Linked DNA regions of Mus musculus: region 1 is linked to region 2. A link is a loop called in an ENCODE intact Hi-C map of the cell type or tissue named here. Cell type or tissue: left cerebral cortex. All regions are shown on one strand. Links, peaks and the distances in the headings refer to the core of each region. The heading gives the core; the rest is flanking DNA.

Region 1 (9,674 bases), core at 1,135-9,134, 53 kb after region 2:
GAGCTGTGCCAGAACAAAGGCTAGGAAGCCGGAAGCCCTAGCAGGAGAAACGAGAGCATCTATGAAGTGGACAGAGCACAAAACATGACCAGAGTCACATTCAGGTAAAGGGGAAAAGTGATTTAACATGCTCTGTAAAGTACACTATTAAAAACACCAGACTATGAGAAAACACATGCAGAAAACACAGCAGACATAGGACCAGTGGTCAAAACACAAAGGAACTGGAGTCTGGGAATTATTGTTTAGTTGCCTGGTTTGGTGTTTTCTTTGTTTTGGGTTTTTTCTGGGTTTTGGAAGTAACAGTCTTGCACAGACTAACCACACCTTCTACTACAAGGCTAAGCCCCTAGAATCAACACTTTAAATCAACAACAAAAAAAATACGCTATTTAAAAATGGGCAAAAGACCTGGAAAGTCCACAACTTTGACCCCAGCACTTAGGAAACAGGAGAGAGAACTATAGGGAGAGGGAACTATAGGCCATCCAAGGCTGCATAGCAAGATCTTCATAGCAAGGCTTCATGTCATTGTGGAACTGCCTATCACAACTGTAAGGTGCCCAACACAGCTCTTTCAGGGGACAACACTGACAGCAGCAGGTGGGCAGGACACACAGCAACAACACTCTCGTTCATTACTATACAACTAAAAAGATGGAAGACAGTGTGACAGTTCCTTCAAAACTAAACATGCTCTACCACACGAGGACCACAGCTTCCTGGATACTTATGTAGAAGTTTGAATACCCATGGTAGTTTTATTTACTTCTAACAGACATACTGAGCTAAACATGGATGAAACCAGCATGTCCTCCTGTAGGTGAATGGATAAACCACCCTTGCTTGTGGTAAAATATTCAGAACTGAAAGGAAAGGAATGAGCTATCAAATATGAAGCAAAGTTAACTACATTTCACTCTATGAAAGAAGCCGAGAGGAAAGCAAGTGTACTGACTGAGTCCTGCCACGTGACATTCAGAGAAAGGCAAGACGATGAACTTCTAAACACAATGAAGAAATATTAGTCAAGTACTTCGATTTTTTTAGAGATTTATGTATACTAAAGTGTATGTGTTTACTGTACAAGTATACCCCATGTGTGAGAAAAGAGCCTCCACAATGGCAGTCTTCATGTACCCCAAATGCTCTCAAGGCTGGGACAGGAAAATCACAAATTCAAGACTTACTGGAGTACAGAAGCAGCTCAACTCTGAACTGGGCATAAAGCTCAAAGGTTTAGATAGCACTCACCCAGATCACAGGCCAGAAAGAACTCAACGGCATTGAGAAAAGAAACACTGCTGGAAATTAACAAGATTTGCAATATAGTTTATCAATGTCTAATAAAACCAAGCATATGCTTACACATCCCAGCAATCACACTTGTAAATAAAGACCCATGAGAAATCAATACATACATCACACAGTACTAAGGGCAGTTTAACCTAACCACTAAACTGGAAATAACCAAAATACCATGGCAAGTACAACACAGCCAAACAGTGGGAAGGAAGCTACCCAAAACTGAAATGGGAGTTACAATCTAACCCAGGGCTAGGGAGATGGCTCAGTCAGTAAGAGTGCTTGCTTGTACTTCAAGGAGGAGGATGAGCGGTTACTAAGTCATGGCTGTGTCTGCAGGTAATACCAGAGTTGGGAGAACAGCCAAGACAATGACTCCTGGGAACTCAGTAACCAGTCAGCCTAACTGAACATGCAGCTTCTGGTTCAGTGACAAACCCTATCTTTAAAGGAGTAAGCTGAAGCAAGACAGAGAAAAACACCCGACGACCTTCTCCAGGCCAGCGTGGCAATGTGCAAGCACACACCACAACTATTAAAATTAAGGTTTCTGAACAGTATGACACAGATGACTCTCAAAAGCATGACACAAAACTTAGACAAGCATGATAATGTACGCCTGCAATCTTTTAACTTGAAAAGCTGAGGCTGGGGGGTCAAAGAACAACAGGGAAAGGAAAGAAGGCAGCAGAAGTGGAGGAGAAGAGAGGGGAAGGAAAAGAAGAGGAAAGGAGGAGAGATGACTCAGCCACTGGTAACTCATAGCAGAACTTTAGTTAGTCCCAAAATGAGACTCTATGGTAGAGTGCTTTACTAGAACCTGAAGCCAGACAAAGCACTACTAAACAAACCAAGTAGAAACCCACTCAATGACCAAGTAATGGGCCAAAGAACAGACTGTGTGGATATACCACAGTCTACCAACTGATAAATACTTGGATAATTTCCATATTCGTGTAATGCTGCTATGAAATTCATGTATACATTCTTGAATGGACATATATTTTCAATCTTATATGGACATTATATTTCATTTCTTGGTTGTATACCTAGTAACAGAATTGATGGGTTCATGTGGTAACTCTATATATAACATTTTAAGGAACATCAAACTAGTTTTCAACATAACTACACTAATGATACATTCCCAAGGACCATGATTGAAGGTTCCAATTTTTCCACATCCTTCCCACATGTGTTTTATTCTGCTGTGTGTTGTAACTGTCCTAGGGCATTCCAGGTTGACAGTGGGGCTCTCTGAAATCATGACAGGCCTACATGCTGAATGTGGTAGCAGTGACATAACTACAGCTACTTGTTTGCTCATCAAACAGTGCTCCTCAAATTCATTAATTTTGAGGTAAATAAGTTTTATTTCAATAAAGGTAAATTTTACTTATTTTATACAAGGTATTACTTAGCAAATGTCGAGTTTCAGGTTTCATGCCAAAGAATATGTCACAAATACAGATTTTTAGGAACAATGAGATGTCCATGAAGACCCAGTCTCAGTGAGAGCATTTAACCCGTGACAGTCATCTGTTTATTTGGGTCACTATCATTAAACCCACAGTAATTTCACAGCCACTCATTATACCTGATTTCCTAAACCTGGACTGAGATAGCCAATGTTGTGAGTTCATTTCAAGCCACAAAAAAGCAATCAAATATTTCTTCTAAAGACTTATTAAAAACATACAAAATTCACTGCTGTATTTTTGACAATTAAATGCAGTAATGGAAGAAAATGGGTTCTCTGTGTATTTGACCCCGTGTCCCCCTTTTTTTTTTAAAGATGTATTTATTTATTTTAAGTATATGAGTACACTTTAGTTGTGAGCCTTCACGTGGTTGTTGGGAATTGAACTCAGGACCTCTGCTTGCTCCAGTCAACCCCGCTCACTCCAGCCCAAAGATCTATTTATTATTATACATAAGTACACGGTAGCTATCTTCAGACACACCAAAAGAGGGCATCAGATCTCATTACTGGAGCCACCATGTGGTTGCTGGGACTTGAACTCAGGACCTTCAGAAGGGCAGTCAGTGTTCTTACCCTCTGTCATCTTGCCAGCCTGTCCCCGTGTCTGTTATGTTCACATCCCTCCAAGTGTGACAGAGACACTGAAGGTATTTTATATCTTCACAGTGAAATATAAATACAGAATAAGCTAAAAAGACACAATTCTCTACATAGAGGCCCAGTTGGCCTGTAACTTGCTATGTAGACCAAGCTGGACTTGAATTCAGAGGTCCACCAGGAGCAGTATACTAACTGCTATATCTGGCCTCAAAATAAAACCACACTAATAGGTAAGTACGCAGTTCTTAGAGCCTAGAAACACCTGGATTTGATAAAAATATATCCTGACATTAAAACCAAACTAATGAGGATGCTGACATGGAGGTAACGTGCAATTGCAGCCTTCAACCAGAAAAGCATTCACACAGGTCACTAAGTTAGAATCCTCTTCTAGATCCCTCCTTGGCAGGGGGTGGGGGGTATTTACACAGCATTTACATGTGTTGTACCATACATCAAAGCACATGCCACACCCCGCCAAAAACAGAATTGGCAGACATTCTCATTCCTCTGAACAGGACCCGGATGAACAGAGCCACCTAAAGCATAGGCTTGGAAAACAGATGGTCCTAAATTACTCGAATCAGTATGGCTTCCATGCTAAAGAGGAGGTGCTAGAAACAAACACACACCACCCATGGACACAGAGAAGTAAATAGAGCAGAAAACAGGAGGGAAGGCCCAAATCTCAGAGTTCAGCCATTTAAAATGTCAATAAGCCTGTTCCTCTTCTGTGTAGCATAGTGCTGATAACTGTGAGCACGTGGCAGCTGGCCTACTGCTGGAGGTGCGTGTGCGTGTGCGTGTGCGTGTGTGTGTGTGCGCCCGCGTGTGTGCATGTGTTTGCATGCACTCATGTCTTTAACCACATTTGTTTAACCACAGCCATAAAAATGTTACATCAAAAATATCACACCAGCATTTCTTTAGAATTTAGTCATAAATTCTGACTTCATACAGCTGAACAAATCAAATGATTCTCCTTTGAACATGACAAAAACCAGATTTAACTTATAACTAATACAGCTGTATGTATATGGAAGTTTGTGAGATCAGAAAACTACAGTAAGGAAAAAGTTAAAAACAATGAGCTGTATAAAAGATGAAATATAACAGTTTTTAGAAACAATGAAAAAATTCTAGGTTTTGAAAGAGAACAGGGTTCACAATATAAAAATCAGCATGTGTGTGTGTGTACACACACAAGCCACATATATAAAGAACATAAAGCAGGTCTGTGGGTTAGGTACATAAATTAGTTTTACATATGCATGAATGATAAGGGAGAAAATGCAGCCACTTTACACGTGTTCTGCTCAGGCTCGGAACAGCCATCTCCTCCCCCAGAAATAACTCACTGAGTCACTGTTTTAATTTTTGGTTTTTCTTTTTTGTTTCGTGTGTGTGTGTGTGTGTGTGTGTGTGTGTGTGTGTGTGTGTGTATACTTGTGTGTATACATGTACTTGTGTAGAGTTCTTGTAGAACCCAGAAGAAGACACGAGATCCCTAGAGCTGGCATTTGTGATCCTAAATACTGGAACCTCCGCAAGAACAGTACAGCCCTCAACCCCTGAGCCATTGCTTCAGCACCATCACTTTCTCTCTTTCTTTTCCATCCTTCCTTCTTTCCTTCCTTCCTCAAAATAGTAACAGTAAGCTAGCCAATAGGGATCCTAGGAACTAAATCGAGGTCCTCTGCAAGGTCAGCAGATGCTGTCAAACACTAAACCATCTCTCTAGCCCCCGATTTTGTTTTCTGAGATAGAGTCTCAAGTAGCCCAGGGCTGTCTCATATTCACCATACAGCCACTACAGAGCCTCCATGATGGTTTCTATCGACTGTCAACCTGAAAAGATCATAATCACCTAGCAAACAGGCCTGTGGGTGTGCCAGTGAGGGGCTACCTAGGTTAGCCTTGAAGCATATCTGCCATGGAACATAGAGAGCAGGTTAATGGGGGCAGGAAGACTACTCTGAATGCAGTTGGCAATATCCTGTTTGCTGGGACCCCAGACAGCACAGAAGGGAAAGGAATAGCTGAGGAATAGCTTGGTGCTCTGCTTCCTGCAGATGCAATGTGCACTCTGCTTCAAGCTCCTCCTTCACTACTCTGGGAATTATAACCTTCAACCACAAGCCAAAAGGAATCTTTCCTTGAAGTTTGTTTTTTCAGGTATTTTATTAAACAGTAAGGAAAGTCACTATTAGAAATAATGCCTCCAGGGCTGGAGACATGCGTGGCTCAGTGTTTAAGAGCACTGGCTGCTCTTCCAAAGGTCCTGAGTTCAATTCTCAGCAAGCAAATGGTGGCTCACAACCATCTGTAATGATTCGATGGCCTCTTCTGGTGTGTCTGAAACAGCTACAGTGTACTCACATACAAAATAAATAAATAAATAATTTTTTAAAAAAGAATGAGAGAGTGCCTCTACCTCCTGTTTCTCCTGCCTTCACCTCCCAGTGCTGAGGAATGTTATCAACACCACTAAAAGTTGAATTTATTTCCAGACAGGGGCTCAACATGTAGCCCACGCTGCGCTCAACCTCTACAGCCAACACAACTAGCAACTCACCTGCCTCAGGCTCCAAAGTGCTGGGATAACAGATGTTAGTCACCAAGCTCAGATTAAAGAAATTATCATAAACTCAAGCACAATAACTACATAAAAATCATCACTTATATAAAAATATACACAATGCATTCAATTGTACAAGTGAGTTTCCAAAACTAAACTCACTACTTAGATTAATACAAAAATCGAATTTACGTTTCAAGACAAATATTCAAGGAATATCAGCATCAAGTTTCTTCTTTGTTATTATTATTACCTTTATGTGAACCTTAAGAGTCTTTTTAATCATTTCAAATTAGCATGTAAGATCTTAAATCATTAAAGTATTTCTTGTTTGTTTGATTTTTAGATTTCTTTCTGTAGCCCTGGCTGTCCTGGAACCCACTCTGTACACCAAGCTGACCTCCAATCTGCCTGCCTCTGCCCTCCAAGTACTGCGATTAAAGGTGAGCACCACCACCCTCAGCGTCATTAAAACATTTTCAAATAGATGATGTTTTAGCAGTTTCTATTTCCCCCTTACTTCCCACCTACTTCAAATTTTTATTGATATAAAAATTGATTGGTTATAGCTTTTTACATTTCTTTAACAGATGACCTCATGCACCCGGGCTGGCATACAACTCTCTATAGAACTGAAGATCACTCTGAACTCCCTACACTCCCTGAATGCTGGGATTACAGATATGTAAACCATATCTGGTTTTGCAGGACCTAGGGGCCCACACATGTTGGACAAACTCACCACCAACAGAACTACACTATAGTTTTGTTTTATAAGACCTTTAATTGGAAAAAAATTAATGATTTGGATTCACTAAGAATGTACTGAGGGGTTGGATAGTGGCTCAGTGAAGAGCACTGACTGCTTTGTCAAGAGCAGCCTGGTTTGATTCCCAGCACTTACAAGTCAGCTCAAAACTATCTATAACTACAGCTCCAGGGGATTCAAGCCTTTCACACAGACATTCATCCAGGCAAACAACAATGCACAGAAAAGCAAATTATTAAAAACTATTAGTTTAAAAAAATGTGACAGCCCCCTTGGCGCACACTTTTAATCCCAGAACTCGGGAGGCAGAGGCAGGAGGATTTCTGAGTTTGAGGCCAGCCTGGTCTACAAAGTGAGTTCCAGGACAGTCAGAGCTATACAGAGAAACCCTGTCTCGAAAAAAAACAAAACAAAAAAAAAAAAGTATTGGTAGTGACGTACTCCAGAGGCAGAGACAGATGGATCTCTGAGTTCAAGGCCAACTTGATCTACAGAGTATGTTTTAGGACAGCCAGAGCTGCACAGAGAAACCTTGTCTTGAAACAAGAAAGAAAGAAAGAAAGAAAGAAAGAAAGAAAGAAAGAAAGAAAGAAAGAGAGAGAGAGAGAGAGAGAGAGAGAGAGAGAGAGGAAAGAGAGAGAGGAAAGAGAGAGAGAGAGAGGAGGGGAGGGGAGGGGAGGAGAGGGGAGGGGAGGGGAGGGGACAGGAGAAGAGAAGAGAAAAGAGAAGAGAAGAGAAGAGAAGAGAAGAGAAGAGAAGAGAAGAGAAGAGAAGAGAAGAGACGAGACGAGACGAGACGAGACGAGACGAGACGAGACGAGACGAGACGAGACGAGACGAGACTGCACTGAAGCACAGGAGACAGGAGAAATGCTCAATGGCTGAGAGTGCTTGCAGCTCCTTCAAAGGGCAGCTCGAAGCACCCACATCAGTCAGACCGCCCACAGCTCCAGGAAATCTGACAACATCTTCTGGCATTTGTAAATACTTACACACACATGGATATGCATATGTTTACACATAGACATAGCACACATACACATAAACAATAAGTCATTCAAAGAATATACTGAAACCCTGATAATGTCCAAATAAGCAGAGACCCATACTGTAGCAGCACAGAGAGATACCCACCTACTGCACCATTACAGCACATAGTGCTGGCCATACACATCACACCCCCACAGCACCACAGGGCTGACCATTAGCTGTTACACCCTTACAGCACCAGTGCTGATCTCCTACAGGATAAAACCACATTCAACTTGTTCAGGTTCTTTTTTGTTTTTGTTTTTAACCAGAGGGCAGATTTACCAAAAAAAATTAGGCCTCAACTTCCAAGAGCACACCATATAATAATATTCAACAAATATTCATTAGGACTTCATAACAAGCACTCTAATGAACCACAGAATGTATCAGGCTGGCAAGATGACTCAATGGACAAAGCATTTACCACACAAAACAACTCAAGGACCTGGACCCTGTAAAAAGAGAAAACCAACTCCGACCTCTCCATCTATGCTATGGTACATACATCATATGCATGTTCACATACACACACGATACATTGTTTTAAAACAATGACAAGTCTACAAGTGTACACTGACGAGCAGCAGCACGGTGAGAACACACACTTCACAGAGTGCAGGGTCAGGAGGGTCAGCGGGACTGTTCTAAAGGAGGAACAGCACCAGGTCTAGTGACTATACCTGTAAGGCTGAAGCAACAAGAGGCAGCCTGGGCTGCAGAGATGAGACTCTGATCAGCATCCTGAATTTAATCCCAAAAGACAGAAATCCCAGCAACCACATGGTTGAGATCTGACGTCCTCTTCTGGTGTGTCTGAAGACAGCTATAGTGTATTTAGATATAATAATAAATAAATCTTTAGGCCGGTCAGAGCGAGTGGGGCTAACTGGAGCAAGCAACCTTTGGTCCTAGCAACCACATGATGGCTCACAACCATCAGTACAGCTACAGTGTACCCATAAACATTAAATAAATAAATCTTTAGAAAGGAAGGGGAAGGGGAAAGGGAAGGGGAAGGGGAAGGGGAAGGGGAAGGGGAAAGGGAAGGGGAAGGAAAGGGAAGGGAAGGGAAGGGAAGGGAAGGGAAGGGAAGGGAAGGGAAGGGAAGGGAAGGAAAGGAAAGGAAAGGAAAGGAAAGGAAAGGAAAGGAAAAAAAGAAATTGTAACAAAAACCAAAAAGATGCAGACTAGCTGACTGGATTTTAAAAGTCCATGACAGCAGAAAGGGATTGCTCGGCGTGTCAAGGATTTGAGTCAATGGGAGAGTGCTTGCCTAAAAAGCACAAGGCCCTGAGTGTCAGTCTTTAGTCCTGGAAGATTAGAAAATAAAATTAAGAATATAAACTACAGAAAGAGAGAGCAAACAAACCTCACCAGGACTACAAGCCTAGCACGGGCAATTTGGTGAGCCTCTGCCTCAGAATGCAAAGGTGACAGGACAACTGGGCACACAGCTCAGCAACGCAGTACTTGCCTAACATGACTGAGACCCTGAGTTTAGTCCCTACTGCATATATAGGATTTAAATAAAACTTAGGTGACAAAAACATGCACCCCAATTGAAGGCAGTTCCCACAACTATAGACTCCACATCAGTACACTGAAGGTGCCCCTAACACTACAAAGTATATGAACACAGGGAACAAAGCCACATTCCTGACAGAGTAACAGGATACATAAAAAGAAAAAGATGTCAAAATGTCTTCAGACTCTTCCACATAACTCAAAACTAATGCCTACAAAACTCGGAAATAATGTGATGATAACCAAGCAGTTGCTGGGCAGCCAAGCATTCAGAGAGAATAAAGACATTTCACACAATGGGTACGAGCTCTCCCTAACTTGTGTTTGCAGAAAGCTACAGAAGGACCACCCCCAAAATGTACGAGTGAAGCATGATGGGACAA
Region 2 (9,674 bases), core at 823-8,822:
GTAATAATCACAAAGTCAGAGAAAACAATTAAGGGAATGAGGGGATAGGACAGTTTTACAATTCTTTATGGTCTACAAAATGTGACACATGCACTGTACTGAATTGTCACATCTTACTGAATATAGTACCAGATGCATGTAATTATCTATAATATATAGTGCAGTTATAACAAAGAAATTGTCCATTAAGTAAAGGAACAATATCGATATACACTACTACCTGAAGCCTGATATAGGGTAGCTACTCGGCAAACATCTGTGTAAGTCTGTAATGTATTTCAAGTTCACTGCAAAATGGAGACCCACTAAACTATTTCTGTAAGATATACATATCGGACTCACTGGGGAAAACTGTTAACTTAGTTGGCTGCAGGAAAAACAAAATTAAAAAACTGCTCTGTCACAGACTCACTAGGGTACAGGACAGCTAGCTGACCCTGGTTGGCATGTCCGGATTGTCTCTGTCCTGTACAAATGAGTATGGCAAGCCTGCATATTGCAGCTCTCAATATTATCTATCTATCCCTTACTTCCCACCCTCCCATTTCAATCCTCTCCTTCTCTTTAAAACCTAGCACTGAATTCATGTTTGAAAACAGCTTGAAACTAGATGCTATGCTAATTTCTGAGCTCCTGACAGCAGTGAAAGTCACGGAGCAAGACAGGGGAGAGTGAAAAGTGCAAATGGAAAACCCTTCCCACAGCACCACCGGTCACTTTTTTAAGTATGCATAACATTTAGTGATGTGACAGCAGCTTCATAAAAACAGCTACAGCAACCAGTGAGAACCACTCAGTTCAAGTGCAGGAGAAAACCTTACACCGTGTACAGAAAGACCAGGAAAGCACTCTGCCTTATAAGTAATGGTGCCCACAGGAATCACAGGAGGAGGCAGTGTCGAAACCCATGGCTGACAGCATCAAGTCAGCAACAGAGACACAAACGCACAAGACACAAAGTAAAAGGATTTGGTACATACTTGTGACAAAAAATTTTTTTGTGAAAGTACAGCTATCAAAGGCAGCAATTTTCTCCTGCAAGACTACGACGAGGATCCTAAAAGTAAAGAGGAAAAAACCGGAAAAGGGACGTGAGTAAACGTGAGATTCTATGAACTGAATCATAAATAATTAAATTATACGTTTAAAACAGAACATTTTAATACATAGAATAAAAAAAGCAAACTCTAAAAATCTCAAAGTAAAAACAATGAAAATTTTCATATAAACAAAGAAAGTGACAGTTATTCTACAGCTGAAAAGTGGCCTACAAACACTTTCATTTTCATATTCTCAAATTAAACAGACGGCATTGAGAATGAATAACATTAACCAGTTGGGTGCTTACTAAAAGCAGTGTTCAATGATATTTAAAGGCAGCATTAAATATAAAATGGCTTTATGTAATCTATCGCTCTAAAGATTGTAGAATTTCTCAGCACATCCAACAAAACCAGAGACATTTGCAGTGAGCATAAGTCAGAATTTCTCAATGAGTCAGTATATTAGAATTTAGCAACAATCGGCATAAACAGTAATTTCAGAGAACAAAGTTTACAAATAATCAGGGTAATAATTTGTAAAATAAAGAATGTATAATTCCACTAATACTTTGATGTAAGGTAAAATTGCTAAAATACATCACAAATATTGAATTAAGAGTTTACTATTTCTTGCAGAAATACAAAAAACACAAACTTAATGATTATTTTAAAAAATCATCCTTAATATTAGATAATCCAAATAAATCTTATTTTAACTTAACATGCAAATCTAATTGACAAATGCTAAAAACTGATCAGGAAAATATTATGATTTATTGTGTAAAAACACACCAAACAAGTCTTGTAAAAGTAGAAAACTTCCACTTACTGATGCAGAAGAATTCTAAATACTATTACTCCTATTATGCCATTGCTATTATTATTCAGCTGTCTGTTGAAAACTCATCTGGTGTTTGTTAGCTGTTTTATTGTTACTAATTACATAATCTGTGGAATGTTCTATATATTATACACTTGTGCATATATAATAGACAGAGACATTGTCCCCATAAAGTACACAATACAAACTTCATTTGTGTCCTATCTGTAAAGACTGTCCCAAGCCCTCCCACATCCTTCCTCAACTCCTCACACTCCCAGCACCTTACAGAGGCAGTATCAAGGTTCCTGTTGTTCCCTCACAGACAATATCCATCATTTTTTTTAAAAAGTCACATAATGGAGTGCACAAAAAAAATTTAAAAACAAACAAACAAACAAAGCCAGACCCTATTCAGTGAGCAGAACCTTCCCTTCCCCAGGCGTGGTGAAGCAGGCCAGCAGGCTGAGGAAGGAGGATCAAAAGTTCAAGAGCTCCTCAAACTATATATATAGTAAGATCGTATCTGAAAAATTATGAAATCAAGAGACCATGAAACTACAAAATAATCAAGCTAAATTATACGTAAATCAATATATAAAAACACAGATAATTTCAAGTATCCTATTTTTAAAAGTACCTTAAATCTGTAAAGTGGAAGAATAAGAATATAAATAGTAACCAACCAAGTTAAGGTTGCATGCAAGTCACTGCAGTACTTGCCACTAGTCACAGTCAGTGCATAAAAGAGTGGCATAATCACAAAACATAACCAAACATATATAGATGGGACCAATAACAGAAACTCAAAGTAAGCAAATGGGCACCGGAATTTAAAAAAAAAAAAAAAAAAGGAGGAGGAGGAGGAAGAGGAGGAAGGGGTCATGCATTCCACCAATTCCACTTATAAACCTGGCAGGACTGATAAAAGAAAGGAGAAAGAGCTCCGTCCTCACCTATCGCCCGACACTCCAGTCACCACACAGATCAAACACAATCGCTACAAACAGCCTAGTGCCCAGGGGTCAATAAAGACAAAGATAACCGAAAACTATACCAGCAAAATGTAATGTCCATGAATAAAATGCTAAACAATTTTTAAAGTACCAAAAAGAATTTTTAATACTAACTAGCCGGGGCTCTGGTCCTAGATCTGGATCTGGCAATAAATTGTTCTGCTTGCCTTCTCCGCACCACACTCCACCCTGTCATCCATCAGAAATCATGAAAAGCGCCTAACTAAAACCCCGGTGTGTATACAATTCTGAGGTAGAAAAGTTTTACATTTACAAGAAACAGGACACCAGATGGCAAGGAAGAAACTCTCAGTAGATAAAGTCAGGTGAGCAGGGAGCAAAAAGGTGTGACACATTACTGTCAGCTACAGGAAGGAGTGCACAGGAGAATTCAGAGCAGAGAGAACTCATGTCCACCTTAAACTTGAGGGATAAATTTTGGTAGTATAATAAAAGTGGGTGTGCCTGGTGGAATACAGACATTGAAACAGCATACAGACAGTGGGTTAGATCAGGATGGAAGCAGGTGTAGTGAGAACTGATCAAGCTCTATACGCAATAGGAAAGAAGAGGTGGGTGGAACAAACCTTTGGCCAATGGTTTTAGAAGATGGGTTCAGTGAGTCCAATGTGAAGACTGACCCTGATACATCAAATCATAGGAACTACGGTTAACTAGAACAGGAACAGAGGTCAACCAAGGACAAATGACAGTTCCTACTTTCAGACCTTGAGGTGGTACCTGGAAGGACATATCTAATAAGGATGGAAAGATATGGATGACAGCTAGGCCTGTGGGGCAGACTTATAATCCCAGGTACTCAGAGGCAAACATAGAAGAACAGGGTATTCAAGATGAGCCTAATCTACACATTGAAGCGGAAAGGTATGGTCAGGACCCTAATGGTAACAGGCTATATAGCACCTGTGAGGCCATGGGTTCAATCCCAAGCACTGAAAATTACTAATGAGGGTAAAGACCATGATGATGGGAGTTTTATGGAAGCCAAGGAAATCTGTCATACATGCTCCAGTTCGGATACAAGGAATAAAAGGGCATTCACCAGAGTGAGCAGCCACACATGGTAGCCTGCAATCATGCACAACTGAAACCACATAAAAGCACATGTTACATAAGAAGTGGAATTAGACTGCAAGGGTGGGAAGCAGAGACCCACGGCTCCAGCGCACAGCACTCCGCTGCCCACTGCACAGAATGCACTCTCTCGGGACATATTGTCGCCGAGTTGTCCTCATTGGCCTTGGGTTTTACCTGAAAATAGTTTTGTCTCTTGGGCTCTGTATACATAAATTTATGCTCTTCAGGAAATGTATAGATCCATCTGGCTTCCTGTTAAACTTTCTACTCTTCTTTCCTATGCTCATGGGCTCCAGTAACTTTTTCTTATTTTTAGTGCCTCTTTTCCTTCTTCCCGCTTGGATTTATGAGACGGTGACATGTATCACAGACTAGCCTCAGGCTGGCGACTTAGAAGAGGATGTCCTCCTGCCTTATCACTCATGTTCTGGAATTACATGGCTGTGTCAGCATGTCCAGCAAACTGCATAATCTCTACAGACCAATATTAATTCTCCCTGCACTGAGTTAACTTGGTACACCCAGTCAGAAGTGCTTGGTGGGCCAGGCGTGGTGGCAAAAGGACAGCCAGGGCTCGTTACATTGAGGAACCCTGCCTTGAAAGACCAGATGTGCTTGGTGCATGCCACTCTCAACACCTTTCAGCATCAAGGGGGCTAGGCCTTGAGCACATTGCTATCTGTGCTTTCAGTGTGCGTCAATCCACTAGCAGGACTGACATGCCTGGTCTCTGCTCCTCTTCACACTGTGGGTAGTGGAGAGAGGGCTTCCTCCCCTGCTCCCCAGTGCTGCGGGCTGCATCTCTTATCTCAGTCCATCTAAAGCTGTGAACTTGTGTCGGCCAATCAGGTGGCAAACAGGAGGGCCTGCTCTGTGAACAGCTACTGGCACTCTCACACTGTTCTAGTCACCTGCTTGTGTGAGCAGCCTGACACTCGGGGTGGAGGAACTCAATTCTGACAGCAGAAAGGAAAACGTGTAACAGCATCAGGAATATTTTAAGTCACAATAGTTGCTTTACTTAAATTATGTAATTACTGAAATGACTTCACAGAAACAGTGTCTGCACTTCCTCTCCCATGACTTTATAGTACCTGACTAAAGTCTCATCATCAAATCAAGTGGAGATGACAACAGCAGGTCATTCTGAGAACTCCCTGAATGAACCTCTTCGTGAACAGTCCCGGAAGTACGCACTGAGATACCTAGTCAGCCCTCAAAAGGTCCAGAGCCCCTGATGAAGGCAGGAGGGGCCTCTGTGTTAGTGCTGCTACCCTGAACCACAGGACTGTGCTCACCTCCCCTCTGCACACTTTTGCCCAGAAAATGCTGCACTGCACAAAAAAAAAAAAAAAAAAAAAAAGAGTTTGCATACACACACCCATCTGGTCCTGCACGAATCCCCAGTCTCTGAGGATTCTCTCAGGTACCTGTCAGCTATATACTTGCCTCTGAGGAGGTGGAGCATGAGGAAGGATCTCTGACATTGTCCTAAAAGGTCTCCTGAACCCTTGTTGCGGATCTCAGAATTGTCCTGTGTAGTTACAGCATTCACTCCTGAATCATTGTGTAATACAGCTGTGGTGATTTTGTGTGCAGCTGTTAAGGATCTGTGTGCTTTCTGAAGAAAGGCAGGTCCAGACCCAGGTGACTATGAAGATTTGGGGGGAATCAGGAGCTTTACTGTGAAGCTTTTGGCTACACATACACTATGGTATTAATATTTAAACAGCAACTATATATTGTTGATTTCCTCTCTAACTTAAGTTCAGCAAACAATTTAAACAAAAAAAGAGTCAGAGTTTTGCTGCTCTGTGTAAATGTTCATGAATTTATAATATATAAAGAAAGAATGTATATTCTGATGTTGCATTCTAATAAATCCATTTGGGAAAGCTTGGAAAGTTCCTGGCCGCAAACCGTTCCCCACACAGCTCTGAGACAGGGTGAACACAGTGTACTGTTTCTAGTTCACTAAGTCCTTCCTCGGCATCTACAACTCGCAACTTGAGTTTGAGTGTACTCACAGACACAGAATTGATTTCAGGGCTTCCCACACACAAAAGACAAATTTCTTATGCCCCATGTTTGGGGCTTTTTTGTAAGATTTACTTATTTACACTCATTTTTGAGAATGTGGGTTGGCATGGACATACTGTCAGAACGGTGTGGATGTGTGCGGAGCTCAAAAGACAATGTCAGATATCCTTCCTCATGCTCCACCTCCTTAGAGGCATCTTGTACCCAGACTAGCGGGCCCATGAGCATCCCAGGATTCCGCTGGCCCTGCCTCCCACCTTGCCTTAGGATTGTTAGGGCAACCGGTGCCTGTGGTTCCTCCCTGGGTTCTTGGGGTTGAATTCCTGGAGCTGTTTTTCACAGAGCCACTCTCCCATCTTAAGTGTCTGCTCTTAGTGGCAGAAGATTTGCACTTGGTATCTCTGACTCTGGTCAAGGTTTTTCTCTTCCCTCCTATGAAGCAAAGTGCCACACAGACTGAATTCCTAAGATTCTTTCTTCTCTAACAGCTTGTGTAAAAATGTTATTAACACTAGAATTCACACAGCTTAATCTACATTTGAATATTTTCTCATAATTTTAAAGAAAGAAAACTGATCACAACCACTATTGTGAAATGTTAAGGAATAAAAAAGCATACTAAATCATTAGGCAAAATGCAGTCATGCATGCCTAAAACCCAACACTGAAGACACTAAGCCCAGAGGACAACAAGACCAAGGAGAGCCTGGGTAACCTGGCAAGACTTTGTAACAAAATAATATAAAGTTAGAGGGGGCAGAGGGCAGCCCAGTCCTCAAACTAATGCTTAAGGGCTCAGGTTGAAGTTTTATGCATGAGTATTTGCATATGTAACATCCAGGTTTGACCTCACCACTGAAAAGGAAGAGAAACGCCCCATTCCAATACTTGATTTCCTGTACTCTCAAGAACACCGCCTGTGATCCTCCATTTATATAAATTCCACTCATATCTCTCTACATCGAATAACAACTCGTGGCTAGATCAGGAGGCTGGAAAGTACTCAATGTGAAATCTTAACTGTTTCATTGGAAAGAAATTTGAACTTATTTTCAAATTCAATGACTAGAAATCACCTGCCTTCTACATGTCAAAGAGACACATTATAATTTGAACATAAGCTTATGAAAAACACTTACCGCTTGTTACAGTGAAGATCATAAATGGGTGTTTTAAACTGAATGGACTTGACCATTTCCCCAGTCCGGAGTGAATACAGATCCACACAGCAGTACGGTGGTGTCGTGCTAAAAAACAAACATTACTTTAAGTTAAGGAGAAAAGACAGCACAATAAACATTTTCTCAGCACATGATACCAAGAAATATATTTAGTGGTTATCACACAGAATAAAAATAATACAGCCAGGCAACTCATTTTTTAAAATGTAGCATCAGGTCCAGGAGGGTGACCCAGGCCTTTATTTCCAACACTGCAGAGGCAGAGGCAGGCAGAACTAAGAGCTCCACACCAGGAATGGCTGTAGAACTAATGCTGTGAAGGAGAACATCTCAATTTTGTAAACAGATTAGTAACATGCTCATGGTAAGAAATGCTTCCTAGATTTGATTAAAGGATTAAAATGATTTCAAAATGAACAAATAAAATTGGTAGATAATGTATATGGATGTAAAAGTACTGCAGAGTATGATGCAAAAATTAAGTGGTAGAGAAAAGGCTCATTTTCTCAGTTGAGCTCAGCACAGGAAGTCAGTTCTGTGCATAACTGAAAACCCAGTTTACAGGGAAGAAAGCTGCCTGTATTTACCATAAACTTGGTTTTGTGTGTATATAAAGCTCAAAGGTGTGAAGAGAAGGACACAGATTATGTCCCTGAACGTTAAAGAAAACTGCTGTGGCTGATACATACTTGCCACCCGAGCTCCAGCCCTAGTTGTCTCTCACCTATACCTACACCATGTACCCCAAGAGACCCAAGATACTGTTTAAACACACACACACAGAATTAAAATTGTAAAACAAATATCATTTTAAAGCACAAAAACAGTAAGATTCATTAGAAACTGGCTTCCTCTCTGTATAAAAATAGACAGCAGTTGAGTGACAGCAGGGAGCAGTGTGGCACAGAGCACTAAGTGGGCTGAGCAACCCTTGGTGTTGGGGAACTGCTGTCCTCCATGACAGTAAGGTATTACCTTGCATGTACACAGCAACTCAAGAGGGAGAAATTTTCTGAAATCTTGAAATTTAGTTTCTAAAATTAACAAAAGTAAAATACTACACCCAAAATTAATCTGACCCTTTACTGCTAAGAGAACAAGTTAGCAACCAATGAAGCAGTGTGTCCTTTCCAGTGAAGTGCTCATGGCAGTGGAAGCCAACTGCTTCACTGGTCCCATGCAAAGAATTCTTTTCCAAAATCCCCAGACAGGAGGAGAACTGCCACAAAGCCTCACTTCAATACTAACTGAACTAACAAGACAACACTATAAACAATGTACATACTGGGGAACCACTTAACCATTAGTAAAAAGAAGTTATCTTTTAAAGTAAGATTTCTTATTAATTCATGAGGCAGCCAAAATCTTCCCGACACGTTCTCTTGTTCAGTGATTGATTCACAGACAGCTGACGAGAAAGTTCCCATTAAACTCTGGGTCTATATATCTCACAACTTGCTACACTGCAAGACAAGCTCTGCTTTGTCCTGCCACCCCCCCCCCCCAACATGTGTGCCAAAGAAGCCAATACCATAATAAAGTTATATATATATATAATAAAGTAGTCCAGGTTCTAGAAAGCTCAGTGATCGGGCCACTGGACCAGACCTCGCATCAAAATGATGCTGATTTTTAAAGAAACCCAAGGATGTAACTAGTTATTTCGAGTGAAAGGTTGAGTCTATAGGCTCAACAGATTGGATACAACTAAATTAGAAAATGAGTGTATAAAATCCTCTGAATCAGTACAGAGAGACTGTCTTTTAACACACATGTATCAAAATGAACAATAAATATAGTTTGTAATTTTTATGATAAATACAGTGATGGATGTAATTTGGCTCAATTGAATTTTCCTTATATAAATGAGGTGTTTTATAGTAAGTTACAAAGCAACAATTGGTTAGCAGTTGTACACGACTCATATCCATGACAGGGGTTGTTAATATTTCATAGGGAAAGGCCTGATTTTCATATATTATGATAGCCAAAGGAATGGAATTTCCAGACATTTAAGTGAGAAAGGTTGATTATGTCTAGTTAAAGGCCAAGGCTTTTTTCCTTACTAATGAAAAAGTTTTCTCTAGAAGCAATTGTAAACCACAGGACAACCTGGATCCCATGATGAGAAAATATTGAAAATATAATGAATACAGGACAGGCATCAATAAGAGCCCAGCAACATTATATATATGAATATATATATAATGAATGAATATATAGTTGAAATTACCCCAAGCAAGCAAAAATAACTGTACTTACCAACTCTGAATAATCATATACAATAAAGCCAGCCTAAACTCTCCAATTCAGAATTAACTGTGAAAACCTACTTCCAGCTCTATTCCTTATAGTCTTTCCTTCACATTCTCCTTGATAATTAGATGTTTCCAATATAACTTCTGTGTGTTGACTCTTATGTGAATTTGACACGGGCTAGAGTCATCTGAGAGGAGGGAACCACAATTTAGAAAAT

What was found. Peaks named below come from ENCODE experiments on the same cell type or tissue, not always from the same donor. Only the 100,000 strongest peaks of a DNase experiment are listed, where the experiment ranks them.
Region 1: it touches region 2 in a loop (1.8-fold over the local background); 4 of 42 quality-filtered maps call a loop at or near these places.

Annotation. Positions count from the first base shown.
Region 1 is chr11:85,397,050-85,406,723 of GRCm38, reverse strand. All of the region lies in intron 6 of Bcas3 (breast carcinoma amplified sequence 3), which reads right to left. Among named protein-coding and RNA genes, the nearest start is that of Bcas3, 49 kb to the right of the region's middle. In left cerebral cortex, for the core only: no CTCF peak of the experiment used is centred there; a DNase peak (open chromatin) is centred at 4,752.
Region 2 is chr11:85,449,251-85,458,924 of GRCm38, reverse strand. Bcas3 (breast carcinoma amplified sequence 3) reads right to left here. Exons shown (of 24, transcript NM_001166643.1): 8 at 7,157-7,264; 9 at 981-1,057. Among named protein-coding and RNA genes, the nearest start is that of Bcas3, 100 kb to the right of the region's middle. In left cerebral cortex, for the core only: no CTCF peak of the experiment used is centred there; no DNase peak of the experiment used is centred there.